2 separate regions of the Homo sapiens genome follow, and region 1 is linked to region 2. Evidence: chromatin loops called from intact Hi-C (ENCODE). Cell type or tissue: heart left ventricle. All regions are shown on one strand. Links, peaks and the distances in the headings refer to the core of each region. The heading gives the core; the rest is flanking DNA. Region 1 holds the start of LINC00619 (long intergenic non-protein coding RNA 619). Region 2 holds the start of LINC02658 (long intergenic non-protein coding RNA 2658).

The links. A loop is a pair of places that touch in the nucleus more often than their neighbours do. Peaks named below come from ENCODE experiments on the same cell type or tissue, not always from the same donor. Only the 100,000 strongest peaks of a DNase experiment are listed, where the experiment ranks them.
Region 1: it touches region 2 in a loop (2.1-fold over the local background); 1 of 110 quality-filtered maps calls a loop at or near these places.

Annotation. Positions count from the first base shown.
Region 1 is chr10:43,838,764-43,853,955 of GRCh38, reverse strand. It overlaps LINC00619 (long intergenic non-protein coding RNA 619), which reads right to left and starts at 8,650. Exons shown (of 3, transcript NR_033923.1): 1 at 8,549-8,650; 2 at 8,354-8,423; 3 at 3,334-4,282. RefSeq lists a cis regulatory region at 11,555 and an enhancer at 11,471-11,640. In heart left ventricle, for the core only: a CTCF peak has its summit at 7,549; a DNase peak (open chromatin) is centred at 7,445; H3K4me3 peaks cover 309 bases; H3K27ac peaks cover 4,326 bases.
Region 2 is chr10:43,766,515-43,781,706 of GRCh38, reverse strand. LINC02658 (long intergenic non-protein coding RNA 2658) reads left to right here and starts at 2,805. Exons shown (of 2, transcript NR_134483.1): 1 at 2,805-3,125; 2 at 3,857-4,145. LOC105378275 (a long non-coding RNA gene) reads right to left here and starts at 2,761. Exons shown (of 3, transcript XR_945906.4): 1 at 1,824-2,761. In heart left ventricle, for the core only: no CTCF peak of the experiment used is centred there; no DNase peak of the experiment used is centred there.

The DNA.
Region 1 (15,192 bases), core at 4,045-12,044, 72 kb before region 2:
AGATTTACAGTTTAATAAAAACCATAAGGCCAATGCAACTAGTTGAAAAGTGAACGCAAAGTCAAATTACGGTTTAGGCCACATGTCCTAAGCAAGTGGGTTGACTGTTTGGCCTCCTCCCTGACCTCACTGGAATCAGAGGGTCTTCTTTGTTCTAAATAAACTCACGCTTTGGTATCCTGTAGGCTGTTTTCAGCTCCAGGTAGTAAAAACTATTGACTGTGGGAAAGAGATTAGAGAAATAAAGCAATAGATCAACAGTACATAAAACTGAAACCCTGAGAAGTAGATTGTTTTCCCTAACAAATAGGTCTAAGCTGGAAAAGAGGAAACACACAGAGGGCCCGGAACACAGTGAATGGCCCAATTGTGCGACAAGCAATTCAGAAAGGCAGGCAGCGAGGCTTACCCATCTAGCAGGCGCTTGTGTGGGGCCAGAATTCCCTCTGAGTCATTAATTTTAAACAGTGCTAAAATGCTAGAATTCTCATTGCACATGAAATAGAATGAATGCTCTTGGAGACAAAGAAGTACTTCAAGGATGCCGTCGATCCTTACTGTATTTGCCTTGACCATCGTTTTTCCTTGGCTTGTTTTCTTCATTTTAACCTGAGCAATCTTACCAGTTCCCATCATCACCACAACCACCTCTCATGCAATGACCCAACTGCTGGCTTCTCTTCAAGGGTCCAGAGCCCCATTTCCAGTGCTCAACTGGGTGCCCCCACTTGTCTACTGAACATCTCAAATGGGTCTCCCACAGGCACCTCAAATTCCACATGCCCCCAACTCAACTCAGTATCTTTTCTGCTAAGCAAGCCCCTCCTCCTCTCTTCCCTGTGCCCATCAACTCCATCCACAACCCCAGTCAGACAACTCGGTCAGAGGCTCTCATGCTGTGCTCTGCATGACCACAGCTTCATGGCTGTGATGCATCCACTCTGTTGGCACTGACCATTGCCCAGCAGCCTCCCTGAGTTGCAGCTCCCCACATGCAGTGCAAGAGGGCCAGAGCCTCTGACCCCGGCTTCTCCTCTCTCCCAGTATGCATCCCTGTGTGCACAGGTGAGCTCCTCTTGCAGAGTTCCTGACTGGACCCATCCAGGCTGGAGCCGCTCAGGCCCCACAATCCTCTCCCAGCCTGAGGCCGGCTCCAAGGAAGACCTCCAACTTGTTCAGCACTCATGCCCAGACCCCTGGCAACTCACTGATCCCTGCTGTTGTCCGCTTGTTGGAGTGATGCCTGCCCCACCAGCACTGTCTTGCCCATAGCCACATTCCCATATTTGTCTCCAGTAGCCTGTGCCTATCCTCGATGCTTGTCCCTTGAACAACACAGGTTTCAATGCATGGATCCACTTATACTCAGATTTTCCAACCAAACTCTGATGGAAAACACAGTATTCCCAGCAAGCGAAGGCTGCTTATGCAGAGGCCTGCCTTTCCTTACACACGGGTTCTGCAGGGCTGACAGCGGGACTTGAGTATGCATGGAGTTTGATATACTCGGGGGTCCTGGAACGAATCCCCACCCACACCAAGGGAGGACTGTATGAAGAGGAGACTTATTCAGGGAAGTGGCTCACGTGGTTGTGGAGGCTGAGAATTTCTGCAATCTGCCATCTGTCAGCTAGGAAGCAGGGAAGCCGGTGGTGACATGCAGCCTGAGCCCTAAGGCTTGAGAAAAGGGGAAGGCGGTGGCTGATGGCCTAAGTCCCGGTTTGGGTAGGGAAACCTGAGAACCAGGAGCACCAGTGCTCAAGGGCAGGAGAGGATGGATGTCTCCACTCAAGCAGGAGAGGGTAGATCCACTTTTCCTCCACCTTTTTGTTCTATTCAGGCCCTCAATGGATTGGACAATGCCTGCCTGCGCTGGTGAGGATGGGTCTTCTTATTCAGTCCACGATTCAAATGCCAGCCTCTTCCAAAACACCCACACAGACACACCGGATATAATGCACTGCCAGCCATCTGGGCATCCCTTAGGCACACCACATTGACACATAAAATTAACCATCATAATACCTAATTGTATGGATTGTATAATTGTGTAGATAAATATGGATCATGTAAGCACTAACAAAAAGAAGACAGAAGCAGTATTTCCAACGTAGAACTCAAGGTAACACATTAAATGAGAGAAGGGGATGCCACATTTACAAAAGGCATGGTCTCTTTGCCTGGAAGCCTGCCCCAGCTTTTCATGGGGCTGGCCACCTGTCCTCTGGCCTTGGCTTCAGTGCGCCCTCCCCAGGGAGACCTTCCTGACCGTCCCACAAACAGTCCCATCCCCTCCATACCTTGAAAAGGCTGCTCATTTGTTTCCTTCATAGCACCAACCGGGATTCTTTTAAATTAATACTTATTTATCTGCTTGTTTATTGTTTGTTTTGTAGCTATAATGTATGAATCATAAAGTGCAGGAGGCCACTAGATTCTTTTATCTGCCATTGTATTTCTAGTGCTTAGCACAGTGCCCAGCACACCAAAAGCATTTAATAAATATTCCTAAAATGAGCACCACTGTATAACATCACAAATCTAGGCACCCAAAAGTTCCAGAAATATCTCAATAAAATATATTTTAAATGCAGAAAAATTTAGCAAAGCTACATGAACCAGTACCAGTCCATGGCCCATTAGGAACCAGGCCACACAGAAGGAGGTGACTGGCAAGTGAGTGAGCGAAGTGTTATCTGTATTTACAGCCACTCCTCCTGGCTCACATTACCACCTGAGCTCCACCCCCTGTCAGATCAGTGGTGGCATTAGAGTCTCCTAGAAGCACGAACCCTATTGTGGTCTGTGCATGCGAGGAATCTATATTAGGTTGCACACTCCTTATGAGAATGTAATGCCTGGTGATCTGTCACTGTCTCCCATCACCCCCAGAGAGGACCATCTAGTTGTAGGAAAACAAGCTCAGAGCTCCCACTGATTTCTACATTATTGTGAGTTTTACCATCATTTCATTAATTACAGTGTAATAATAATAGAAATAGAGTGCACAATAAAGGTAATGCACTTGAATCATCCTGAAACCATCCCCTACCATCATCCATGGAAAAACTGTCTTCAACAAAACCAGTCCCTGGTGCCAAAAAGGTTGGGGACACTGAATTTCATTCAACAAACATTTACTTAATTCCTATATGAATCAGGTTCTGTTAAGTAGTTGAAGCTGAGCTGAGGACGAAATTGACAATTCTGCCTCAACAAACTTGAATCGAGATGACTCCAGGACTTGGCTAACACAACTACCATTGACTAAATATGATATATAAACATATGCACATGGCAGAGTGTGTACATATATTACTCTATTCCAACAGATAATATATATTTCATAGTATATTTTTGGAACACTGTCAAAAATTGATCATGTTTGAGGATAAAAAAGATATTAATGCTTTATCTAAAATTAAAATCCTCCATATTATTTTCTCTAAACACAATGTAATAAAACCAGACTTTAATAACAAAACAAGAGCCTACAATTCTAAGTATTTGGACATTCAAATAAATCTGGACCTACACATGGAAAACGAAATTGAATTACAATTAGTATGCCCCCTACAGAAATCTGTGGAGTTTGCTCAATGTAGTACATAGAGGAAAACTTATAGAATTAACTGATTTTTTAGAAGTCAAAATAACAAAATAATTGAATTAAGCGCTTGACACAAGGATATAGCAAAATGATAATAAAATTTAAGCCAAAATAAATAGGAAAAAATATAAACTCAAACATTAAAGAAATAAAGGGGGAAATCACAGTGGAGAAGTAAAAATAAACAGTTGGTTATTTTTAAAATAAAGATAAAACAGACAAACCTCTTTAAGTCAGGCCAAGAAAAAAAAGAAGAAAATCAAACACAAACAGCATTAGCAATAAGAAAGGAAATATAATCACAGACCCAGTGGAGACTAAATAATTACGAGAGAACCACACTCAACTCTGAACAATAAACGTGATCAGGTAAATGAACTGGGCAATTTTTTAAGAAAGCCTACAAAAACAAAATTAAGTTAAAATGAGAGAACTGAATAGACCAGAGGAACTCCATGGGCTCAGATATGCAGGTGGCACCAGGAGGTCCCCTGAGCCCAGTTCCTGGACATGGCCCTGGGACTTCTGTCCCTGCAGCCTCTGGCCACCATGTCCGGTCCTCTAATGATGCCTCTAAGAAAGGTTCTGTGTGTCCTTGCTTCTGACGAAAGCTCAGGCCGGTGCATCTGGTTCTCAGGATCTGGGTCATATGCCTTCAGTGGGAGCTGGGCTCTGCAAAATAAAGGTGGGAAAGGCCCTGCCTAAACACAGGAATGGAGTTCAGAGACTCATCACCCAAAAAAGAAACACATGACCACCACATGAACACAAAAAGTCCATATTGGAAATTAGAGTGGATTTGAATTCACATTTCAGCAACCTCATTTCAGTGCCAAGCAAGCTGTAACATAGACACTTCTCTAGCAGCTCAAGTTCAGCACCATGGAGGAGCTACTTTGAATTTTATATTTCACCCCTATCACATGCAACACTTATTTACTGAGTGCCAAATATGAGCAAGGTGTAATCTCAATGGTTTATTTACACGTGTCCACCTAGATGCCTCCTAAGGGGACCTCAAAGTCAGCAAGCCCGGAAAGTGACCGCTGATCACCAACCCTCCATTTAGGATAATAAGAACACCCACTTTGCATAGGGATTATAAAGCTTAAATGGGACTGTGAGAAGAACATGACTAGGGATAACTAAATATTCGTTATCTTTATTAGTATCCTCCTCTGCCTCCAACCTGAGCCTCCCATGACCCCTCCCTCATTATAAACTCACTTAAGCCAAGTGCAGCCTTTATCCCTGAAGACCCACCTCTCATATCACCTGCTCTGTACAGAGCAGTGGCCCCAGGAAGGGCAAGCCCTGGACTCTCTGCACTCCCAACACTGCTTCAGGCCTCCCTGACCTCTCACACCTCTGTGCTCCCCAGGCACAGAGCTCCAGCCACACTGCCCTCCTTTGGTCCTTGAACACCCCAAGCCCATTTGTGCCCCAGGAACCTTTGCGTTTTCCTGATAGTTTCTGCTCCAAATCTTTACCTGGCTGGATCCTGTTCATCCCACAAGTGCCATCCTATCTCTCCTGTCCTCTGAGAAAACTTCTCCCATCACCCTAACTGGAATGCAGCTCCTTTCCCACCCCACCCTTTACTGCCCCTCCTCATCTTATTTTCTTCATATCACTGCCTGCAATGGGTCTATCTATCCCCCCATTAGAACGTAAGCTCAATGATCTAAGATCTTAGCCCCAGGACCTCAATAAATAAATAAAAAATTAATGCATGGATAGATGAATGAATGGATGGGTGGATAGATAGGTGGATAGATGAATAGGTTAGTGAATGGATGGATGGGTGGGTGGGTGGATGGATGGATGGATTGATGGATGGATGGATGGATGGATTCACGAACCATAGGCACTTCTGTTTTAAAACTTAAAATCCGAATGACTGTCTGCTTAATATCTGTGTCCTAATAGAACATGAGTGCTGAAAGACAGAGGGTGTCCTACTGATTCCTGTCTACCTAATGCCTAAAGGTATGCCACCCAGCTTTCTGCTGACTTAATTTAATTCATTCTATGTTGCCCTAAACTCTTACTGCAATGATTCTCAAATTTACCTGTTCAGTACAGCCTCTGCTTTTCCTACTCTCTCCACTTTCCTTGTAGCAAATTAAAGATGGCCTCCTTTGTCATGTCTCCCATTGAGAAGTGGGCTCTGATTTCCTTCCCCTTGAATCTGGGCTGGTCCTGGGGATTTGCGTGGCCAATAGAATGTGGCGGAAGGGAACTACAGGACTTCTGAAGCCAGGTCATAAGGAGCCTTGCAGCTTCTGCATGGGTCTGTTGGCAGTCTCATTATTGGAATCCAGTTGCCATGATGTGAGGCACCCATGCCACATGAAGAGTCTATGTCTAAGTCTATGCATGAGTTCCAGCATCAACCTGCAGCCAGGCGAGCAAGCCATCCAGGGTGCCTAGGCCAGCTGAGCCTTCAGATGAATACAGCCCCAGTCAACATATGACTGTGACCACCCAGCCAACCACAGAACAATGGGAGATAATAAATTCTTATTAAACCACTAAGTTTCTGCATAGTTTTCTAGGCAGCAATAGCTGAAGAAATACTCTCTAATAAATACCAAAATAAAGATGTAATGAAGAATAGGCCAGTATACACAATAGAAGAGAAGGAACACTGGGAGCTAGGTGTTCTAGCCTTAACTCTGCTACCAGCTAGTTGTTTAGGATCACGTAACCTCTCTAGGTCTTTTGGGAGAGAGTATTTTAATTTAAGAGATGAGGCCAGTCATATGTAACCCTAAGTCTTTCACCCTATGTGTGCATTTTTATAATTTGCTTTTACCAAACTTTATTGTATAACTAAAGTAAATAATTTAATTCAGATTTAATTCAGATGTTCTCGTAGTATGAGTAAGGAAGTAAAAAATAAGTGCTACCAGCATCACAATTTTGCCTTGGGTTGGTCCAGTTTAAGAAGCAAAGAAAAAAGTGGGACACCAGAGAACAGAGCTGGAGGGCGTCTTCAAGAGTAAAGACTCCAGCCTGCTGTAGAGACCCAATCAAGAAAATGAGTTGCCAGTAATTAAAATGTGCCTGTTAGAAATAGGACGGTGACCCAGGGTCAATGACAGGAAGGGTTTGGGGGTTGCATTGTTTTGCTTTGTTTTGTTTTTCTTCTGAGTTTAAATGAAGGGTTTGATGATGTTGGCAAGTTGCTTGCTTCACAAGGAGAGGGTCAGAACTCAATGAGGGCTTCCAGCTCAGATATCATCTTTCCAGGATTTTGAGCTCTTCCCTTTGTTTCTAAAGCAGAAATGTGATCACATGGCTCCCCTGCTGAAAACTTTATCGTGCTCCTATTGTCTGCAGCAAAAGGAACAATTCGAATTTCTCCATCTGGCCCCTCCTGCTTCCTCACCACCCACCCACCCAGCCCCCACGCCCCCCACGCCCCCCACGCCCCGACACATTGAGCACCAGTCCTTACTGAGGTGTCTTGTCCTTCTCCCTCGGGATGCTCATCTCCCAGATGGAGAACCAGGTAAAGATATGCTTCTGTCTTACCCCTGGCCCACATCCTGTTGAAGTTCCCTGACTGCAGCTACAGCAACTTTGATTTTGGAAATGATTTGAGAGCAGCTTGCTGTAAAAGCGCTCTACTTTGGGCTGGCAGCTGGACTTTACCTTCACCATTTGCCATGCAGGTGAGCCTTGGACTTAGCTGGTTCTTGGTGTGCTTGCCACAGACTTGGTGACGCCCCATCCCTCCGCTGACAACCGGAAATTCTTCACTTCCTGCCTGGTGCTTCCCAGCGCGCCCTGCTGCCAGGAGAACGGCGGCAGGCAGGCGTCTTTTCAGGATGCCCTTCCAGCTGCCCGAGGGCCCCGCTCCTCCTCTGCCCTTAGCATCAGGGACACGTCCACTCCCTCCCAAGCCTCTGCAAATGCTCCCTGCTCTAGGAATGAGGTGGAGCAAACAGCACTTAGCACAAAGGCCAACCTTCCACAAGGAGTAGCTGTTTTTACATCATTTCCTCATCCACTTTTACAATTACATGAATAATTCTTAAATAAGTAATATATACACATGACAAAATCAAAGGCACAAGAGGTCAAATCAAAGGTCAAGAGGCACATCATTCAGTTTCTGACTCCACATCTGTTTTATCTGGCATGCTAGTGTGTGGCATGCATAGCACTCATTCCTGGGTTTTTTTAAATACTCAAATAAATTTTATTTTCTCTTTAGTTTGCCGAATAAATTCAGCACATCTTTCTTGGCATTGCAAATCACGTATTCCTGATGTGGACAGTCCCAGTTCTAAGAACTATGGAAGCTTATTATGTTTTTTTTTAAGCTGAAAATATTCTGATTTTTAAATGTCAAAAAACACAAATGTATAAAAGGTTTATGATGAAAGTCCCAGTCCTATCTTTAGCACTGGGTTGCCCAATTACCCAAGACCCTCCACTGGGAGGCAAATATAATTTTTAAAATATTTTTTAATATTTTGCTATTAATAAACTAAGATAGCCACCTGTAGCTGACCATGTCCTCCTTTTGCCACTGCAATGTCAAAATGCCCACTTCTGTTTTGGCACTAAGATAATACAGTTCTGATTTTCTGCATGAGTCTCCTCCGCCATACTGCAGGCACCTTGACCGCAGGGAACACTAAGGCATCAACAGATGTCTCTGGGACGATGTTGACAGAGCCGTTCCCCCACAGAACTTAATAATCAATGAGACCGATAAACTGCACATACCTGTGGAACTTTGGGGAGCCAAGGGTCAGAATCCACCATACCCACATCTCTTCTTCCACATCTCTTCTTCCTGTTTCCAGAGCAGCAACCAAGGCTCATACCAGCCTCTCACCCACTTCAGACACACCCCTTGCCCTCACCTGTGGGGCAGGTTTCCCAGGCTCTGGGGCCACTGCCCGTCTGGACAGGAAGTACCTGGAGGAGAGGTCCGGGGGTGGAATGCTTTGGCCAGAGGAGCAGGCTGGCTCCACGCTTGTCTGCTGGGGGCGGGATGATTCCTTTGGACTCATGGCATCTGGCCTCTCTGGCAGCAGATTCTCCCTTTTCTAAGCCTGCCCTACCCCCTCATGATTCTCTGGATTTCTCACGTTGCACCTGCCTCAGACCACAGGCCACTTAATGACCTCAGAGACTAAGTAACCACCATGCCAACTAAAATGTGACCTGCATGCCCCTCCCTTGGTTATGATTTAGGTTTTACACCACAATCCCTTCTAGTTATTTGGTTTCTTTTTTTGTTTTGTTTTTCCCATGCCTTTCAAATGTAAGCCTTGGGAGGAAGGAATTCTTGTCCCTTCTGTTCACTGTGATATTCTTCCGAACAGTGTTCACTGGATAGAAGGCCTTCAATAAATAGTACTCAAATAAATAAATGACTACATAAATTGTCAAGATACAATCTTCCAGGAACTGTACTAATGGCTGGAAAACAGAAGTGGGGGGAAAAGAAAAAGAGGCCTCACCCTCAGGGAACTAACAATCTTCTGGAGAAAAAAAAATGGGCTAATATGTATACATGTGGATATATAATTTAAAATTAAGGATGTTAGGAAGGATAATTCTGTTGTTTCTACCCCACAGGGCAAGGTTGTTAGTTTTTGTTTTGCTTTGTTTTGTCATGCTGTATTAACTGTGAAAGTGTATCCTCCACCTCCTGAGAATCAATCACTTCTTGGTATTCTCAATCACTCCACTATAATTATAATCCGGATTTTCAGAGTCAGAAATTCCTGTTTCTAGCCTTTGTTCTGATGTGGAGCAGGATCTCCCTGAGTTGCTTCACTGGAGACTACAAGCCTGCAGACACAGGGCCCCCTCCTCCTGTGGACACCCTTCAGCCTCACAGACTGGCAGCACTTGCAAACCCTCGAGAATGTCATCATCTACCCGCCTGGTACAGCAGCCTCTGTGAGAGGTGGGCCCCTTGGCTCCTTCCCTTCATGGAATTCTGTGAGTTTTTTATGACTAAAAAAGGAATTCACAAGTCCACCTCGCAATGGTGAGATGCAGATGGTTTTTGAACATAGAGCCCCAAGTCACCAACTTTTCATCATTATTGCCAGCCCAAACCTAAATCAACATTCAGTTGCTTTTATAAGAAGTAGGTGAAAGATCTTGAGGGAAAAAAGTCATGGAACACTTGAAGATTACACTGGATGAAGAGAATTATCTTTATTGAACCCAGATCTAAAAAGCAGGGCTCACTCAGGAAGAATTCCATCCACAGGCCAGCACATTTGCTCTGGAGTGGAGCACCCAGAACTGCACGATGTATGGAACTGACAGGTTCTGTCTTTCCACCTCTTTCTTTGGCAGGCCCGGATCTGTTTTTCATTGTCTTCGCCACATGTTTTCTCCTTGGTGTATGTTGCAATTTTTGACTTGTAGAGCATCAAAAAGAAACAAAGCAAACCTCCAAGAACAGCAGAATTTGGCCAGAGCCAAAAGCAACTCAGAATTTGAACTGAACTTGCTCAAAGCAGGGCAAGAAGACAGAGGCTTACGAAAATGCCTTTTGTTTGAACCAAAGACTGGAGCCAAAGAATCTGTGTCCAGAAGCTCTTGTGCATGGATGAGCCTCCGATCCCAACCTTCAAGAAGCCAGCTGGACAAGGAGAGGCTGGCAGCTGTGTCCCAGAGAGCTGAAGCCACAAACCCATCCCGCTTTGGCACTGAAGTTCGAGCCCCATGGAGCTTGGAGAGTTCTAACAGATTCCACCCCCACGGCAGTGGATCTATCCCCGGGTTTAGGGTGATGTGCATTCCAGGCACACTGTGTCCATTAACTCAGTGACACATTCTAATATTCTACTGATTGCATCAGCCCTTGTCTCAATTACCCAAAGATGCTGTGACTGTAGGACTCCAGATTTACATTATAGAAGCTTCCCCTACCACAGGCCCAGCCCCCAGCATCCAGCTTGAGACACATGTGACTCATGCCACAGAAGGCTTCTGTGTGTCTGGCCCCCACATCTTCCAGGGCTAGCCCCTGTCCTGACTTCTGACAGCACAGATCAATCCAGGAAGGACCACTCAGAACACAATCACCTTGTTATTATACGTGCAGTCAGTAAGTGAGCATGCTGTCCATCCTATCCCCCAACGTTTCATTCATATCTCCATTTAGAGGCAGTGGAGCTAAGAGACACAAGTCCCATTGCCAGGGTTTGATTCTGGCCCAGCCATTGCTTACCCCCATGAGGCTTCTGTTTCCTCATCTTTAAAATGAAGGCAAAAATGTCAGATTACCCCAAGGAGTAAATAAGATAACGTGTGGGACATATAACACGAACAGCTCCCCCAGCCCATAAGAAGCAGTCCAAGTCCCTTCCCCTTCCTCCTTCCTTCTTTCCTCCATTCATTCCTGCTGCTCTTCCTTTTTTTCTTACACTAATTCATTCTTTCTGTTCGTCTTCCTCAGCAGTGTCTCCTGGAAGAAGTTCTGGCCTTGGCAGCCACTGGCACAGCCACTTTCCATGAGGACGGGCCCTGGCAGCTCTGGGGCTCTTGCCCTCCCCGGTTCTCACACCATATGCAGGGAACCACTCACGGGGCAGCCCCAGAACCCAGTGGTGGCAAGGTCTGTGGCTCCCACCTGCCCTGTCCTGATCCTTCGCATGAGGCTGCTCTAGCTCCAGACTCCTCCCTCTCGATGCCCTGCCCAACCCCCGTGCTTCCTTCTGCAGCAAACGGCACCACCAGCTCCCACGTTCCCTGGCATTTCCGCCCCCAGCCTGGCCATCAATCCATTTCCTGATCCTTCCATGTTCCTTGCTTTTGGATTTCTAAAACATGCCCATTTCCACAGCCTTCATTCATTCCAACATTTTTCCTCTTGTATTACAATGGTCCCCTCATCACAGATGCTGTCTCTCCAATCTGGGTTCTCAAAAGTGCGTTTCTCAGGTCAGATCCAGCCCCTCCTACTCCTCCAGCCCCATTGCCCATCCCCTGACCCCCCAGGGAGCCCCCGAGTGCACCATCTCCCTCCTACCTGGCGCCTCAGCTCACACCCTCTTCACCTCCCACTGTGGCCTAGATCACGGTCCCCTGGACTCCAAGCCATTATTTGGCAGCAAGTCCTCCTGCCACGGGCCAGTGTGCTCAGTGAAAGGGGCATAGTCACATACAGTCTGTGCTCCTGGGAATATCCTGGTTTGCACTGAAGACAGCAGTGGCAAGGCAGTGCCTGTTTCCCAGGATCCTCCCTGCCTGCGCTGCACATGCAAAGCTGTTACAGTCTCACATTAGGCAGGGTGGAGGCACACTGGGACACTGAAAAACACGTGGAACAGTCCTCACTACCTGGAGTCCAAGGTCTGGCATTGAGAGCTCACCAGCAGTGGTGGTGCAAAGGTTTCAGGTGGCACCCATGGGTACAGCTGTCTTCTTAGTCCAAAGCATCCCTCACCGGGGGGCTTAGCCACAGCAGCCTCCATTAAGAGATTCGCATGTTCTGGACGCTTCAGTGGGGGATTAGAGAGAAACACCTTCACCCCTGTGCAGCTCAATCAGGCTGAGGCTGGATGGGCTGGGAGCTCACTGCTGGACACTAAAGTGGTATGTTTCCAGCCTTGGGGTCACTGTCTGACCTGTGAACAGTCCTGTTACAGGTCATTGAGCAGCCTGTTGTCCACCTCTCTGAGCAGCCTGTTGTCCACCTCTCTGACCAGCCTGTGAAGTGCACAGCCTCCAGACAGTGTGCTCTGAACAGGAGGCTCTGCAGCCCCTCTCTCACACACCAGAGCCACCAAAAGGGATTTCATAATTGTCGTAACATTGCCCCACATAGAACTAAAAAGAGACTGTGTGGCCAGGCACGGTGGTTCACGCCTGTAATTCCCAGCACTTTGGGAGGCTGAGGCACGTGGATCTCTTGAGGTCAGGAGTTCAAGACCAGCCTAGCCAACGTGGTGAAACCATCTCTACTAAAAATACAAAAATTAGCCAGGCGTGGTGGCGCACTCCTGTAATCCCAGCTACTCGAGAGGCTGAGGCAGGAGAGTTACTTGAGCTTTGGAGGCAGAGGTGGCAGTGAGCTGAGATTGTGCCACAGTGCTCCAGCCTGGGCAACAGAGTGAGCCTCTGGCTCAAAAGAGAGAGAGAGAGAGAGAGAGAGAGAGAGAGAGAGAGAGAGAGAGAGAGACTGTGTGCCTACCATATTACTAGGACAAAAAAGAAAACGCAAAGAAACTATAGACCATTTAGCAAAATGTGGAAAATACAAATAACCACTGGAAGAAATATAAAATGGAGCATAAGAGGATGAGAGTAAGAGCAAGTACCTCTGCCATAAAAATATATGTAAATAAGATAAATGCAACTGGAGTAAAAATTACTATGTGCTGCATAAATGAGAGTTTCCCAGCAAAGTAACCAGGAAGGTGAACAGATAGGGACAGTGCAGAGACCCACGTGGACAGAAATGGGAAGAAAGCAGGGGCTTCCATGACAATATCACAAAGCTAATTGGCTTTAAAGTGTTAAAAGGCATTAAAATTCCATATTATAACAATGAAACACATAATCTATAATAAACATGTGTCTGTCATAATCCTCTATGTGCCAAATTATCCACCATTAAGTATCAAGCAGAAATTGCTAAATGGAAGAGAACGCCTCCTTATAGATGTCCTCATTATCAAAAATATCTCTTGTCTTGTTCAGGTTTTGTTAATAATACTTATAAGTACATGAAATTACAACATTTATGTTTGCCTGGTACTATGGTTTGAATCTTTGTCCTCTCAAAAACTCATTTTGAAATTTCATTGCCATTATAACCGTTTTAAGAGGTGAGAGCTTTAAGAGGTGATTAGGCCATTAGGGCTCTGCCTTCATGAATGAATTAATGCTGTTATCATGGAATTGGGTTTGTTAGACAGGGGTGTGTTTCAAAGAAAGAAACTACAGACACTGGGGTCTACTTGAGGGTGGAGGGTGGGAGGAGGGAGAGGTGCAGAAAAGACAACTATTGGGTTCTGGGCTTAATACCAGGGTGATGTAATAATCTGTACAACATTAAGGGATTTTCATGCTCTGGGCGCTTCAGTGGGGAATCAGAGAGAAATACCTTCACCCCTGTGCAGCTCAATCAGGTTGGGGCTGGATGGGCTGAGAGCTCACTGCTGGACACTAAATTGGTGTGTTGCCAGGCTCAGGGTCACTGTCTGACCTATTGGCATCCCTGTTACAGGTCATTGAGCAGCCCGTTGTCCACCTCTCTGACCAGCCTGTGAAGTGCACAGCCTCCAGAAAGTGTGCTCTGAGCAGGAGGCTCTGCAGCCCCTCCCTCACACACCAGAGCCCCCAAAACGAATTTCATGATTGTGCTAATGTTTCACCACAAAGAACTAAAAGGAGACTGTGATGTGAGTATACCTATGTAACAAACCTTCACATGTTCCCCTGAACCAAAAATAAAAGTTTCAAAAAAAGAAAGGGGTGTGTTTGCCCTCTCTTCTCTCTCTTTCTCTCACCCTCTCTCACCTTCCTCACCGTCTCCCTTCTGCCTTGGGATAATACAGCAAGAAGACTGGCCCTTGAAAGATGCTGACACCTGATATTGGACTTCTCAGCCTCCATAACTGTGAGCCAGTGAATTTCTGTTCATTATAAATCACTCAGTCTCAAGTATTTTGTTATAGTAGCACAAATGGACTTAGACAGAAAATTGGTAACAAGAAGTGGTGGTTGTGCCATAACAGACACCTGAAAATGTAGAAGCAGCTTTGAAACTGGGCAATGGGTAGAGTCTGGAAGAGTTTGGAGAAGCTGACTGGAAATAGCTTGTATTGCCATGAAAGGAGCATTAAGAGCAACTCTGGGGAGGAGTCAGAGGAAGAAAGGGGCTGTAGGGAAAGTCTGAATCTTCCTAGAGATTACTAAGTGGTCATGATCAGAATGTTGGTAGAAATAAGGACAGTCAAGGCAATTCTGATGAGGTCTCAAGTTGAAATGAGAGAAAAGGTACCGGACACTAAAGTAAAGCCCACCTTGTTACAAAGTGGCAAAGATCTTAGCTAAATTGTGTCCACCCCAAGTGCTTTGTGAAAGGCAGAATATAAGAGAAATGAACTAGAATACCTGGTCAAAGAAATATCTAAGCAACGAAGTATTCAGGATGCTGTGGGGCTTCTCATAACTGCGTATACTAAATTTTGAGAAGAGAAAAATTATTTAAAGACAAAATTGTATAATTAAAAGAAAAACACAGTTTAGGGATTTGAAGGATTCTCAGCCTGGCCATGTGATAGAGGATGAAAGAGTATTTTCAGGAGAGGAAACCAATGGTGCAGCCAACTCACCATTTGATAAGGAGACTCATGTGGATAGAAGGAAGCCAGAGGCTGTTCGTCAATGACCCCCAAGGCACTTCAGACATTATTGGTGACATCCCTCCCACCACAGGTCCAGAGTGCCAGATCCTTCCTGGGGACGGACATATGTCAAAAGAGAGGCCTAGGGCACCCTCCAGACTTTGGGCTGCACTGCCCAGGGCTGCCTCAAGTCTCTGCTTCCCAATTCCAGTACAGTGCTCCTCAGCCGCCCCAGCC
Region 2 (15,192 bases), core at 3,706-11,705:
CCGGAGGAGTGAGGCTCACCTTCCCCAGGCAGCAGGCGCAGCCCTACAACCCAGCCCCCACACATCAGCACCAGCAACCCACACTGCTGTTGCTTTATACTCATATACTAGGGATGGAGATTTCAATGTGGCTGCTGTGTTCTCAACTTTGTGCTTTTCAGATGTTTCTAAAGGGCTTCTTCATCACCTCACTTGTTCCTGGATTGTAGTTGGAATGCAATTTAGATACTTCAAATAGTTAAGTTGGTTCAGACATTTGTAGTCTTGGGAATAATCCACTTGATAAGTTGTGGAATAAAAAAAGCTAAAAACCTGTGTTCACGGAACTATACAAAACAAAGAGTGAACCCTACAGTAACCTAGGGACTTTAATTAATAAGAATTCATCAGTATTGGTTCATCCATTGTACAAACATTCCACATTAATGCAATATGTTTGTAATAGGGAAACTGGGGTCAGGGGAGAGCATGTGGGAACTCTCCATTGTGTCTGCTCCACTTTTTTAAGCCAAAAACTGCTCTCAAAAATTGTCTGTTAATTTAAAAATAGTAATATGAGCAGGAGAGAAGTAGATGGTGGCATAGATGAAATAAGATTAGCCCATAGTTGGGGTAATTTTTGAGAATGGGTGATGGGTCTGTGGGTGGGGGTTCATTATAAATTATGAAACTCATAATTTTAATACAGTTTTTTTTAACAAAACTTATACTAATTCAACAATGTGTCTTTTCTCATTACAAAATAATTCACATACACTGTAGATATTTGAAAAATATTAGAAAGTACCTATAATGAAGTCACCCAAAAATATCTATCATCAGCATTTTGATATGGCTATATATACAGATAACAAAATGGGGGTCTTACTGAGGAAGCAGCTTAGGGCCCTGTCCTTTTCTTCAACTTTGTAATGTACTAAGAACATCTTCCCATGTCTTAAAATAACTCCAAAAGCATGCTTTTTAAATAGCCACATAACATTTCATGGTATAACTGAAGTCCAGAAATTGAATTCCCACCTTAATGGCCCTCGTCTCGTCTGGCTGAGATCATCAGAGGTGTGAGTCTGCCATGCACATCAGGCCTGCAGCAGAGAAGCCTGACAGTAAGAAGGCCCTTTGGCCTTGGTGTCCAGCTGGGGGTGAATTTCTCACATTCAAGTTGTAAATGCACCTCCACGCTGTGTAACAGGGTGGAAAAGGCACATTTCCCCTTTGGGATGTACATAACCTCGGGTAGATTTACTATTTACAAAAAGGCAGAGGCTGGACTTGAGTATTCAGGGCCCTAACGTGAGTGTCGTTGCTTTCCTTGGACCAGAGGCCCAGGTGGGGTCCAGGGGGTGCCCAGGAATCAAGATAATTTCTGCACCACTGAGTCACCCTGACCTTCCCTCCTGCCCAAGAAAGCACGTCAGAGGGCAAGTGAGTGAGAATGATGTTACAGCAATAAAATTCACTTACAAACTAGCAAACCCTTGAACTCAACCTCCCTCCCAACTGTGGCTGCAAACCACCCAGAGGATGGCCCACTGGCTGCAGGTGGGCCCAGGAGCCCAAGGCTGGGCCTAATGATGGGTCTTCTCAGATAACCATCCCTCTCCTGGGGCAGAGAATCAAGGTTAAAGTTGGATTGCAATGGGACCCAGAAGCCGAGTAGATGGAATGCACCCTGGCCAGACTGTAGATCATACATCTAATGAGACTTCTAGCCAGATATGGAAGAAGCAGATTCTCAGTGCACGAGCCAGTTCTTCCAGAAGCTAAGCAGATACAGGCGCCAGCCCACCAAGACCTTTGCCAAAGGTATTTTCTTCACATACCTGGAGAGAAAAGAGGGCCTACAACTTTAAATCTGAGGAATATGTTTTCTAAAAGCCAGGTCCCTTGCCAATATATCCGGATCTTTATCTTGGAGAGTTTATCTAATCAGACAACACCAAGGAGTAAAATCCATACTTCAGAGGAACTGGCACCGTCAAGAAACTCACGGAATACCCGTGTGTCTGGGTCAAGGGGAGTCCTCCACCTTCACCCGTGTGGGAAGGATTGCTCCATCAGTCAGCCGAATTCCTGAGAATCACAGGGTCCACGGCTTTCAGGTGCATCTGTGGGGAGGTGCCTTCCCTTGTGAATAGGTCCCGTGTCAAGAGTCTCGTGGACACCACTGAGGCCATGGAGCTGAGTACTGGGCGGATTAATCAGAGATTCAAGTCCTCAGTCCAGAGGGCTGGCTCCAAAGGACATGCAGTCAACCAGATATGGAAGAAGAGGAAAGGCTTCTGTCAAGGGAAACAGCCTTTCGTGGACCGCAGGAAGCTCAGAGAAGCCAGGGAACGCTACTCCCAGACTACAGGGAGCCGTTCTGTAGACATGCAGTGGAGACAGATGTGAATAGAGTATCCCACCAATAGCCGTCTCCCCCCATTTTTAGGAAATGGATCTCCTCTTCAACGCTGTGGTTGGGGCAGGTCTGTTTGACCCCCGAGGTACTCAGATCTGCTTGCCCCTGAAGTCTGTGAAAGCAACAACCAGCTCTTCCTTGATCTGACTGGGGAGCTGAGGGGACTCAAAGGAAACCAGTAGAAAGCTTCAAAGTGACAGAGACGGGGCTGAGAGAGAAACGATGCCAGCATTGACTACTGAGGCTCCTTGGGCAGCTTCCCCAGGCCTGCCCGGGCTTCTTTCACTTGGCCCTGACAAGGCTGGATGAGAGGGGGCATTCTTGCTCCTCATCAGAGGCTGCACATGTTAGAGACTCTAGAACATGGAATGTTCCTCTCTCAGCAAGGGATGGCTGGGAACATGATTCCAGAGGGCACTGTGACCTAGCCAGCCACAGGGGGAAGAACCCCAGGTCCTGAGCGTGCTCTTTGAGGAGAAGGTTCTGACAGAGTAGGAAGTGGGCTGTGGGGTCACGTTGTTCCCACTTCACCACAGTGAAAGCCTGCCAGGAAACACATCCCGGAAATGAGATCTACTCTAGAAAATACAAGGAAGGTGAGACAGATAGAATCAAGGAACTAAAGGTAAACAGGCCATGGGACGAAACCACTGAGAGTCAAGAAAATGCCATTTTGAAAGAACATAAGGACAAAAGACTAAACTTTGAAGGTTATTGAGAGGTAAAATATACAAGCAAAATAAGCTAAAGGAATTAGAATAAATAAAAGTAAGAGCTGTTAAAGACCAATAAACTCAATAGATAATGAAAATGAAAACACTTATTATCCACAATAGCATATTAGTTAAATTATGATAGATTATATGTGGTGAAATGATAGTATATCTCTGAACATAGTGTTCCAGAAAGACCAGCAATGAACAATATATAATATGTTCTTGGCATAGTACATGATAAAAGTAAACATAGTACAATTCCAACCTAAATATATATATATACATATGTGTGTAGACAAATACCATTAAGTATTTATAGAAGCATGTGTGTGTGTCTATGCAAATGTGCAGCATAGATAAAAATATAAAAGGAAATATAGCAAAGTGCTAACAGTGGTTAACTCTGGCATTATTACTAATTACTAATTTTAAAAATAACAGTACTTTCTAAAAACTCTTTACAATGATTCTGAATTACTTTTATTGCCTGAAAGAAAAAGTTTTTCAAAACTTTTACAAAAAAGTAAAAAGATGGCTTAAATATATATCTATGGATAAATGAAGTTTTGTGTTGTTTTAAAGTTATTCTACTAGAGAAATTTAATTTTTACTTAGAGAGATGTTACACAAGGAGAAATACTTCAAATGATATTCTTTATATAATATGAGGATATAATGTTCATTTATTCCTTAGAAGGTATGTATTCCACATTAGTTCATGGATACTCTTGCCCAGGTACTGGGAAGGTAACAAACCAGGCAGACACCTGTCCTCCATGATCTCATATGGACGTGGGAGCTGATCACTGCATATGTGTAGACACAAAGGGAACAAGGACTGCCGCGCCTACCTGAGGGCAGAAGATGGAGCATGAGGATTAAAAACTACCCATGGGGTATTGTGCTTATTCCTTATTAGAGACAAAGTAATCTGTACGTCAAACCCCCACAACACGCAATTTACCCGTGTAAAAAACCTGCACTTGTACCCCTTGAGCCGAAAATAAAAGTTGTAAAGAAAAAAATCTGTCTTCTAAGGGTTACACAGTGGCTGGGAGAAATACACAATCAGTAAAGAGCATGCCCAATGGTGAGAAGGGCAAAAAAAAAAAGAGAGAGAGAGAGAGCAAAAGGGATGGTTGGTTCTAGGAATCTGCTGTAATTTTAAATAATCAAATGGTAAAGAACAAGTCCCCAAGAAGGTGACTTTTGGGCAAAGACCTGGAGGAGGTGATGGCGCCATCCTGTAGACAGGTGTGCAAAGGTGTCCAGGCAGGTGAGCCAGTGCCTTGCATGGCCAAGGAGGCAGGAGGCCGGTGTGCCCCATGGAGTAGGGGAAGGGGAGTAGATGAGGGCAAAACGTGACTTTGGCTATGACTGTGAGCGAGCTAGGAGGTCTGGAGGGCCATACGCTGAGAAGAATACAGCAAAGGATATAGCTGGCCAGGGCTGCGCATGCCCAAATGCACCTGCTTGCCTCTCCAGGACCCTCTTTCAGCACCATCGAAGTGTGCAGCTCAGGGCTCCAACTCACACTTCAGCTAAGGGAGATGCAAGTTGCTGGGGGCTTATCATCATGTGTTTCCATAAAATATCATAGTCAGTCAAAGTAAAACCAAATTCAAATTACACAATTTGGAGGAACGAAATATGTTAAAAAGGACTTGAACAAAGATAGAGGCATCGTAAGTGGGAAGCTTGAAGCAGCCATGAGGCTGACTAAGCACACATTGCCAGGAAGCAAGTGGGGGGCTCAGAGCCTTAAGGTCTAGGATGTTGTGAAGCCGATGCCTTTCAGGTGACATCCAGGACACTGAGTTAAAGGCAGCAGGTCGTCCAACCCAACCATCACCATGAAAGTTTCCTAAAATGGGTTGTGTGGCAGCCTTACCACAGCCAAGGCAGGACAGACCATTCTTTGACCAGAAGCTTCTGAGAGAAGCAGAGCTGAGTTGCCCCCAGGCCTAGACACAGGTAGCATGGCTGGGTGGGGAGGTCCAGGGTGGCCATGGCTCTGGGTTTAGGGATCACCCTGGGGTCATGACCTTAGTCGGTTAGTTTGATGGAGCATCTTTATCCAAAGATGTGGTGCTGCCTCTTCTCAGTGCATTTCATGATCACATATTCCCAGCAGACCCAGAGTGAAAGGGAGCTCTACAGCAAGCACAGGACACACTGAACTCCAGACTGCCATGCCCGGTGGCCTCCTCACTGCAGCTTCGCCAGGGAAGGAAACTACTCCAACCTCAGGAGAACACACGGGCCACTGCCCATTCCCAAGAATGACACAGAGCTGGATTGGGGAAGGCTTCCCTGCCAATGTCAGCACCTGCCATGCAAGTGAGGACTCTTCTGGCCAGCTTGGCTGCTAGGTTCAGCAGAGTACAATGAGACGGATCCCTCAATGTAAATTCCCCCTGGTCTGAATGGAATGTAGCTCTCTCAAGAGGGAGCCTGGGAAACCTGGAGGGCCTGAGGACCTAGAGAAATCTGTGTGATTATTTCCATTTTTGGTCTCCATCATCAGGAGATTGCAGGTTTCAGTTTTTAAAATATGCTCTTTAGTCTTTCTCCAGCCATTATTGATGGAGAGCTTGTTAAGTCTAAAAAATGAGAGTTCTTGGAATTATAGATTGAATCATGGATGAAACCTCTTAATAAAGGGGCTATCCTGACACATTCTTCTAGGATAAACCCTCAGCCCAGTCTTACTTTCCCAGTTTCTGAGAACTACTTTAGGGAAAGTCCCTGCTTCTGTGCACAGAGTTAACCAGTGCTACTGTTCTGGTGGTTGGGGCCGGTTGAGCGACTGTGTTATCAGTGGAGCCGCTCTCTTTATTGTACAGAAACAGATGCTTTCTGCCTATGGAGGAAGAAAGGGGACCATGGCTGAGTGGCGTGGAGAAGCGCAGCCTCAGCTCGCTGGCCAGGCCCTGACTGTCAGGTCAACACCAACAGTTCGTGGTGAAACGTGATACTTGACACCTTTCCTGAGGAGCTCAAGGCTGGAACCTAGGGATTAGATGAAGCTTTACGAGGCAGTCACTGGAGCAAGGCGATAGAGCCATGATTCACGCTGCCCCCAATGAGACCCGCCAGGCCTCATTTGTCCTTTCCAGGGAGTGGTAGCAGCCGTCACAGTGCCCAGCACTTTGCCATTTACAAGGAACTTCTGCATTGATTATTCCCTTTGAGACTGAGACCAATGTGTGAGATTAAGTGAAGACCACATCAGGAGAGCTAAGTGACTTGCCAGAGGTCGTGAGAGGCAGAGTGGCAGGGCCTGAACTTCTGACCCCAAGTGGACTCTCTTGGGGAGCCTCCTGTTCCTCCGCACTGCCCTGCTGTAGGTGAGCTCACACTGTCAACATAGTCCACCACTGCTCACACTGTCCACATAGTCCCCCACTGCCATGTACAAACGCCTTCTCTAGGAGTCCGAATTGATTGGGCTGAGCCTATGTATCCTTCAAAACAAGGAGTCTCCCCAGCAGACTTCCTCCTACCTGCAGAGGTGAGCTAGTCCCCTCTTCTCTGGGCTACGCCTGTCTAAGTGGTCAGCTATTGTTTCTTACTACTATGTACTATAAGTGACTTATTTGCATGTTGAGCTCTTAGCCTGTGAATTCCTTAGGACAGCAACTACTTCTGGACAGGTGGAGAGAGGAGAGTTCTTGAGCATGTGGTCTTTGGAATAAGGCTGCCTAGGATGGGATCCCAGGCTCACCACATAAGAGCACTTACAAGAAAACTGCTTCACTCTCTGTGCCTTCCTTCTCCCGTCTGTAAAATAGGGGCGAGAACAATATTGCCAACCTCTAGGATTATTGTGAAGATGAAAGCAGCTAATCATGTAAATCATTGGAACAAACATCCTAAATGTGCATGAATTGTAAAATTGATCAATTAAATGTAGTATATTCATGCAATGGAAAAAATATTCTCCATCTATTACCAGGAAACAAGCACATCTAAACCCATCATCATTGTGCTCAGTGTGATCATCATCATCATCATCATCATCATCATCATCATCATCATCATCGTGTTTGCATCCTGAGCTTCTACCACAGCCGGCCACACAGCAGGTGTTCCATAAAGGCATGTCAAGTGAATGAACAAATGAACACATTTATCAAACAGCTGGTGGCTTTTCCCTTTGAGACTGAGACCAACGTGTGAGGTCTCAGCCGGGGGAAAACAGAAATGTTCTTACCCTCATCTGGGGCAGTCACAGCTGCCTGGACCATATCTAAAAACACTACGATCACTGCTTCCTCAACAAAATAATACACAGGAAATTCAATGAGTTGAATTTAGTGTTCCTAAGTTAATTTACCCAAATGAAAAGCAAAGGACTCCAGGCCAAAGAGTCAGGCTCACTTATTCATTAATAAATATTGTACAAACTAAGAAATCTTGTTTCTGTCCAGGCAAAGTTGCCTGGCTGGAAATGCTGGGAGCCCATCAGAAACCCCAAGCACATGGATATAGGATGGAAGAGCCTGGAAGGGAATCCAATATATCCTTCCTTACTCTTTTTAGGATGTTTTAGAGCAAACTAAAAGGGTAACCACCACAGAAAACTACCAACACAGAGATTTTCACACAAAGCTCTCTGGGGTGTGCATGTGTTTGTGCAGTTCTTTATGTGTGCTCTGTTGAGTCATTAAAGGGAAAGGAAGCAGTTTCAAGAAACTTGTAATGGGAAATGGGATGTTTACATTGATAAGCTGTCATTAAAAAAAAATAAAGTCAAGTCTTTCGTGTTCAAAAAAGCAGCTATCAAAAAGGAAGAGATCTTTTGTAAAAATCAGAAAATGCCAAAATCTCAGATAATTAAAGTATGTGATATTTGTATACCATGTTCCATTTACAAAGCTCTTTTAGGTGATTTAATTTTTGAAAGGTTAAATATGAATTTTTATAAATAAACACTGTAGTAACTATCATATGATCTCAAACAGAAATATATCAGAATTTTTACTGCAGTCTTTTTCGTTATAGTGAAAAATCTGAAATAGCAGAAATGCAAATGAATAGGTGAGTTGGTGAATTAAATGTGGCATATTGATACAAGGGGAAAATATCACAGAGAAATTGTAAAATTATATATATATATATATATATATATATATATATAGATCGACAGGGATAAATTCCAAAAACAATTTAAGTGTAAAAAAAGGAACTACCAGTATGACATAGTGACATTTATGGTGTGATAAAACTTTTACAAATTTCCATTAACTTCCATATGGAAAAAAAGTTCCATAAACTTCCAATGATATGACTGACCATAGCAGCAGGGTAGTTTTTTTAATGTTCCAAACTCCTTAAAACTAAACAGATCAAATATGAAAGTGGAAAAAATGAATCTATGGATAACATCTTCAACACCACCAGGTAATGGAGAGTCCTTTATGACCTGAATAAAAGTAGTGGTGAGCAGGAGTGTGGGAGGTCAGCAGCTGTGGGTCTAAGTTAGGGAAATGAGGGAAAAGCCAACGTACCCTAAAAGTCATGAACACCAAAACAAAAGAAAATACAAACAAAGACACCAACAAAACTCACATCCAAGATTTTCAAAACCTACTAGGAAGATTGAGAAAACAGGTATAATGGCATATGCATTGTTTGTGAATTCTCCTGAGAGCCCCTGTCCTTATAAACAGAGCTCCTAGGAAGACCCAAAAGCCCATAGGCAATATAATATATACTAAAACATCTAGATGACAACGTATCTTCATAAACCCAAAATTATAAAGCAGGAACAAGCCACTTACAGCTATGTGAGCTGCATGAGACAATGACACTTCTAGTAACACTGGCAACCAACAAACAAAAAAATTCCAAAAAGTACAAATTAGCAAGACAGGTCAATCTGAGAACAGTAGTTGAAATTTTGAAATAGAGTACTTATTTTTCAAAAACTATTTTGTTTGTGTGGATAACACCAGACAAAAATAACAAAACATTTAAAATGGAAGAAATATCAGATTGGCATCAGACATTTTAACAGCAACATTTTGTGCCAAATGACAATGGAATTACATATTTAATATGCTCAAGGAAATGAATGAGGCCAGGGATTTTACATCCAGTTAGACTAATATTTAAAGGCTTAAGGCAGTCTCTTATTAAAAAAAAAAAGCAAAAACTCAACACATCTTACTCCCATGAGTCACTCATGAGGCGTCTACTGGAACTAAATTGCCATATGGAGTGATAATGATGACTGTCAAAGGCTGTTAACATCACAAGAGAAAAATCAGACATTATGTGCTTCGTTGTTGAAGTACACAACTACCTATGAAATATTCTTGTCAAAAAAATTGTATCATCCAGATCTATCTACCAATCTACATGAAATACAGAGAATAGAGGAGCATGTCAAATAACACAATGGAGAGAAAATCAGTAAATTCAGGCAGGGAAAATCTCTACACAAAAATAAACCGTTTCCTTCAACAAGGAATAATCTGACATTTGCCAGTTTTTACAAAAGCTCTCTTATTTTTTGATAGCCACTGTTTTGGACAGGAAAGACCTGACTTATTTTTTTTTAATTACAGCTTATCAAAGTAAATATGCCATTTTCCTTTGTAAGTTCCTTGAAACTGCTACCTTTCCCTTTAATGGCTCAAAATCAAACAGAAAAAAAATAAAATTGTTAAAGTAAACAGCTCATGGGTAAGCTGCAGCACAACTTCAAGCAGTCTGGCATACATGTAAGTCGAGTCTCTAAAGGGGAAGAGAACGAGGAGAGAAAATAAATATTTAAAGAAATGAGGACTGGAATTTTCCAAATTTAAGGAAAATTATAAATTCACAGATCTAAGAAGCTGAATGAACCCCAAGCATAAGAAATATGAAGAAAACTACACTGAGGTACATCATAAACAAATTTCTTGAAAACAGTGATAAAGAGTATATTTTTTAAGTAGCCAGAGAATGAAAGGTATGTCATATACAGGTAATCAAAGACAAGGATAACAAATTTCTTACTGAAAACTATTCAAACAAGAATGCAATAGAGGATGCAATAGAGCAAAGAGAATGCAATAGAGCAAATTTTTAAGGTAGAGGTGAGCAAAAAGAAAAACTGGTGAAATAAGAATTCTACATCCTTCATATTGTTAGGTTTAAATCTATCATCTCATTTGTTTTGTTTTTTTCTCATCAATTCTTTGTTTCCCCCTATATGTATGCCTTTTTAAAATTAAATATTTTATATGATCCCATTTTATGTCTGTTTTTGCTTATTAGTAATGGTTATGATTTGTAAAGTGTAATTATGTTTCAAAATTAAGGACAAAATAAGGACTTTCAGTCATATGAAAGTTGAAATCATTTAATTCACCAGCAAATGCAAAATATACAGAAATGACAAAGAAAGTACCAGATGGAAATGTGGATCTGTAAAAGTGTATGAAGAGCATGGAGACTGGTAAAAACAAAAGTAAAATATGTTTTATTATTTAAATATCTTGAATATTATTTAAATATCTTTGTTTAAAGAGTAAATATTAAGTATTTAAACAAAAATAACTATAGCATAAGGTTTATATAACATATGTAGATGTTAAACGTATGACAATAATAGCACAATGCCAGGAGAGCAGAAATGGAAGTATACTATTATAGGGCTTTATTAAGTATTCATGAAATGGTATAATATTAGTTAAAGACAGACTGCAATAAATTAAAGATATATACTATAAACTCTAAAGTAACCACTAAAATACTAAAATAACAAAACAAATAACTATCACAAATCATAACTATCACTAGCAGGCAAAAATTGACATAAAATGGAATTATACGAAATATTTAATAAATCTTAAAAAGGCATACAAATAAAAGGGAAACACTCATGAGAAAAATACAGAATAAATGAGATGACAGATTTAAGCCTAACAATATCAATGATAACATTAAATGTAAATAACCTAAATAGCCCAATTAGAAGACAGAAATTGTCAGCTAAAATCAAAAAATCAAGACCCAAAAAATGCACTTAATAAAGTTGTGGGACTCAAAATTAACATAAAAAATTAGTTGCACTTCTTTACACCAATAACAGTCTATCTGAAAAAAGTGTCAAGAAAACAATCCCACTTATGATAGCATCAAGAGGAATAAAATACTTAGGAATATATTTAACCAAGTTAGTGAAAGACCTGTACACTGAAAAGTATAAAAACATTGGGAAAAGAAATTAAAGAAGACACAAACAAATGGAAAGATATCTGATGTTTATGGACTGGAGTAATGAATATTGTTAAAATCCCCATACTACTCAAAGTAATATACAGATTCAATGCAATCTCTATCAAAATCCCAATGGCATTTCTAAGTAAATAAAAAAAGCAATTCTAAAATATATATGGAACCACAAGAGATACCAAATAGCCAAGACAGCCTTAAGAAAGAGTAACAAAGTTGGAGACATCACACTTTTGGATTTCAAATTATAGTACCAAGCTATAATAATCAAAAGAGTATGTTACTGACCAAAAGCAAAACAAAAAAAAAAAAAAAAAACAGGCAAATAGACCAGTGGAACAGAATAGAGAGCTCAGAAATAAAACCAAGCAAATATAGTCAAATAATTTTTGACAAGCACATCAAGAAGGCACAATGGGGAGAAAGATAGTCTTTTCATTAATGGTATTGGGAAAATATAAATTTAAAATTATATAAACAGACATTTCTCAAAAGGAGATATATAAATGGCCAATAAACATATGGTTTACATACAAAAGAATAAAATTGGATACTTACATCATACACAAAAATTAACTCAAAATGGATTAAAGACTTAAACATAAGACCTGAAACAATAAAACTCCTAGAAGAAAATATAGAGGGAAAACTCCTTGTTATTGGTTTTGGCAATGATTTTTTGAATATCACACAAAAAGTTCTGGCAGTGATGCAAAAATAAAAAATGAAACTACACCAAACTAACAGCTTCTGTACAGCAAAAAAAAAAACTAACAAGATGAAAAGGTAGCCAATGGATTGGGAGAAAATATTTTCAAGCCATATATCTGATAATGGGTTAATATCCAAAATATACAGGGAACTCATGCAACTCAATAGCAAACTAAAAAGTAAAAACAACCCAATCAATAAATTGGCAATGACCTGAACAGATATTTTTCCAAGTAAGACATAAAAATGGTCAACAGGTATCTGAAAAGGTGCTCAACATCACTAACCATCAGGGAAATGCAAATCAAAACCATGATGAGATATCACTTTACACCTGTTAGAATGACTATTATTTAATAAATAAATAAATAACAAGAGATAACAAGCGCTGGCATGGGTGTGCAGAAAAGGGATCTCTTGTATGCTGTTGGTGCAAATGTAAATTGGTATGGCCATTATGGAAAATGGTACAGAGGTTCTTTGAAATATTAAATATAGGACTACCACGTGACCCAGCAATCCCTCTGCTGAGTGTATACACAAAGGAAATGAAATCAGCACTTCATAAAGATATCTGTGTCCCATATTCCTTGTGGCATTATTTACAATAGCCAAGATATTAAAACAATGTAACTGTCCATCAATGGATGAATGAATGAAGAAACTGTGGTATACTTACATAATGAAATACTATTCAACCTTTAAAAAGGATATACTGCCATTTACAATAACATGGATGAACCTAGAAGACATCATGTTAAGTGAAGAAAACCAGACACAAAAATAAAAACAGTGCATGATCTCACTTACATGTGCAATCCAAAAAATTTTACTCTTTCTACAGAGAGTAGAATAGTGGTTTTCAGGGTAGGATGGGGAAGGAATGGGGAGACGTAGGTCAAAGGTACAAATTTGCAGTTAGGTAAGATGAGTAAGTCTAAAGAACTAATGTACAGCAAGAGGACTATAGTTAATAATATTGTATTATATATTGAAAATTTGCTGGCAAAGTAGATTTTAGGTGCTCTTACCACAAAAACAGAGATTACTGTGGAAAATTATAGATATATTAATTTGTTTACCTGTTGTCATTTCAGTATGTATATGTATATCAAAACATCATGTTGTATATCTTAAGTACATGCAATAAATAATCAATTTTCAAAATACATATATAATCAAAAATGCATTTTACATAAAGACACAAATAGATTAAAAATGAGGGGAAAAAATATACCATGCTAACACTGATACAAAGAAAGCTAAAGAGGCCATATTAATATCAGACAAGGTGGATTTCAGAGCAAAGTGTGTTACTAAAGATAAAAAATACCATTTCAAAGTGTTAAATGGATCAATTCATTAAGATAATATATACATCCTCAATTTGTAGGCATTTAGTAACAGTTTAAAAATACACAGAGATACTAACAAAAATAGTCACAAAAACAATAAGAGAAAAAGAATGGAAAACATAGACCATGCTAGCACTAATCTAAAGAAAATTGGACTGACTATAGTAATATCAGACAAAGTAGATTTCAGTGCAAAGAATATTATCAGGGATAATAATGGTCTTTTCATATTGATAAAAGGGTGAATTCATCAAGAGGACGTAGCAATTGTAAACATTTATGCACCTAATAACAGAGTTTCAAAATACATGAAGCCACTATGATAAAATATTTTAATACCCTTCACTCTACAATTAATAAAACAAAGAGAGAGAAAAGCAGGAAGAATTTTAGAAGACCTAAATAAAACTATCAACTAACATGACATGATTGACATTAATAGTTCACCCAAAACAGCAGAATACACATTTTTTCAGGTGCACATAGAATATTCACCAAGAAAGACCATATTCTGGGCTATAAAATAAGTGTTAATAAAACCAAAAGGATTCAAGCTGTATGAAATTTAAAATTATATAAACAGACATTTCTCAAAAGGAGATATATAAATGGCCAATAAACATAGGAAAAAAATGCTCAACAACACTAATCATCAGGGAAATGCAAATTAAAACCACAATGAGATCCCACTTCACCCCAGCCAGAATGGCCATGATTAAAAAGTCAGAAAGCAACAGATATAGGCACAATGTTGTGAAAGGGTAATGTTTATACACTGCTGGTGGGAATGTTAAATTAGTGCAACCTCTATGGAAAACAGTATGGAGATTTCTCAAAGAACTAAAAGTAGGCCTACCAAAGGAAAAGAAGTAATTATAGAAAACACACACACCTGCATACATAGGTTTTTTTTGTTTGTTTTCTTATTTGGTTTTGGTTTGGGTTGGGGGAAGTGCTGAGCTTTACATATTTATTAACAAGGTAATTAATCAGTAGATTACCATAGAGCATTATTTCTTTTTTTTTTTCAACTTCTATTTCAGATATGGGGGTACATGTGCAGGTTTGTTACATGGGCATATCACACCCAGGTATTGAGGATAGTGCCCAGTAGGTAGCTTTTCAACCTATGTCCTCCTCCCTCCTTCCTCCCTCTAGTAGTCCACAGTATCTATTTTTCTCATGTTTGTGTCCATGTGTGCTCAATATTTAACTCTAACTTATAAGTGAGAACATGCAGTATTTAGTTTTCTGTTCATGCATTAATATGCTTAGGATAATGACTTTCACCTCCATCCATGTTAATGCAAAGGACATGATTTCATTCTTTTTATGACTTTGTAGTGTTCCATGGTGTATACATACCACATTTTCTTTATCCAATCCACCACTGATGGGCACCTAAGTTGATTCTATGTCTCTGCCATCATGAATACCATGGTGATGAACATACAAGTGCATATGTCTATTTGGTATAATGTTTTATTTTTATTTGGGTATATACCCAGTAATGGGATTGCTGGGTCAAATGGTAGCTCTGTTTTAAGTTCTTTGAGAAATCTCCAAACTGCTTTCCACAGTGGCTGAACTAACTTATTATACATTCCCACCAACAGTGTATAAGTGTTCCCTTTTCTCCATGGCCTTGCTAACAGCCATTCTGACTGGTATGAGATGGTACCTTATTGTGGTTTCGATTGCATTTCTCTGATGATTAGTGATGATGACCATTTTTTCATATGTTTCTTGTCCACTTGTCTTCCCTGAGAAGTGTCTG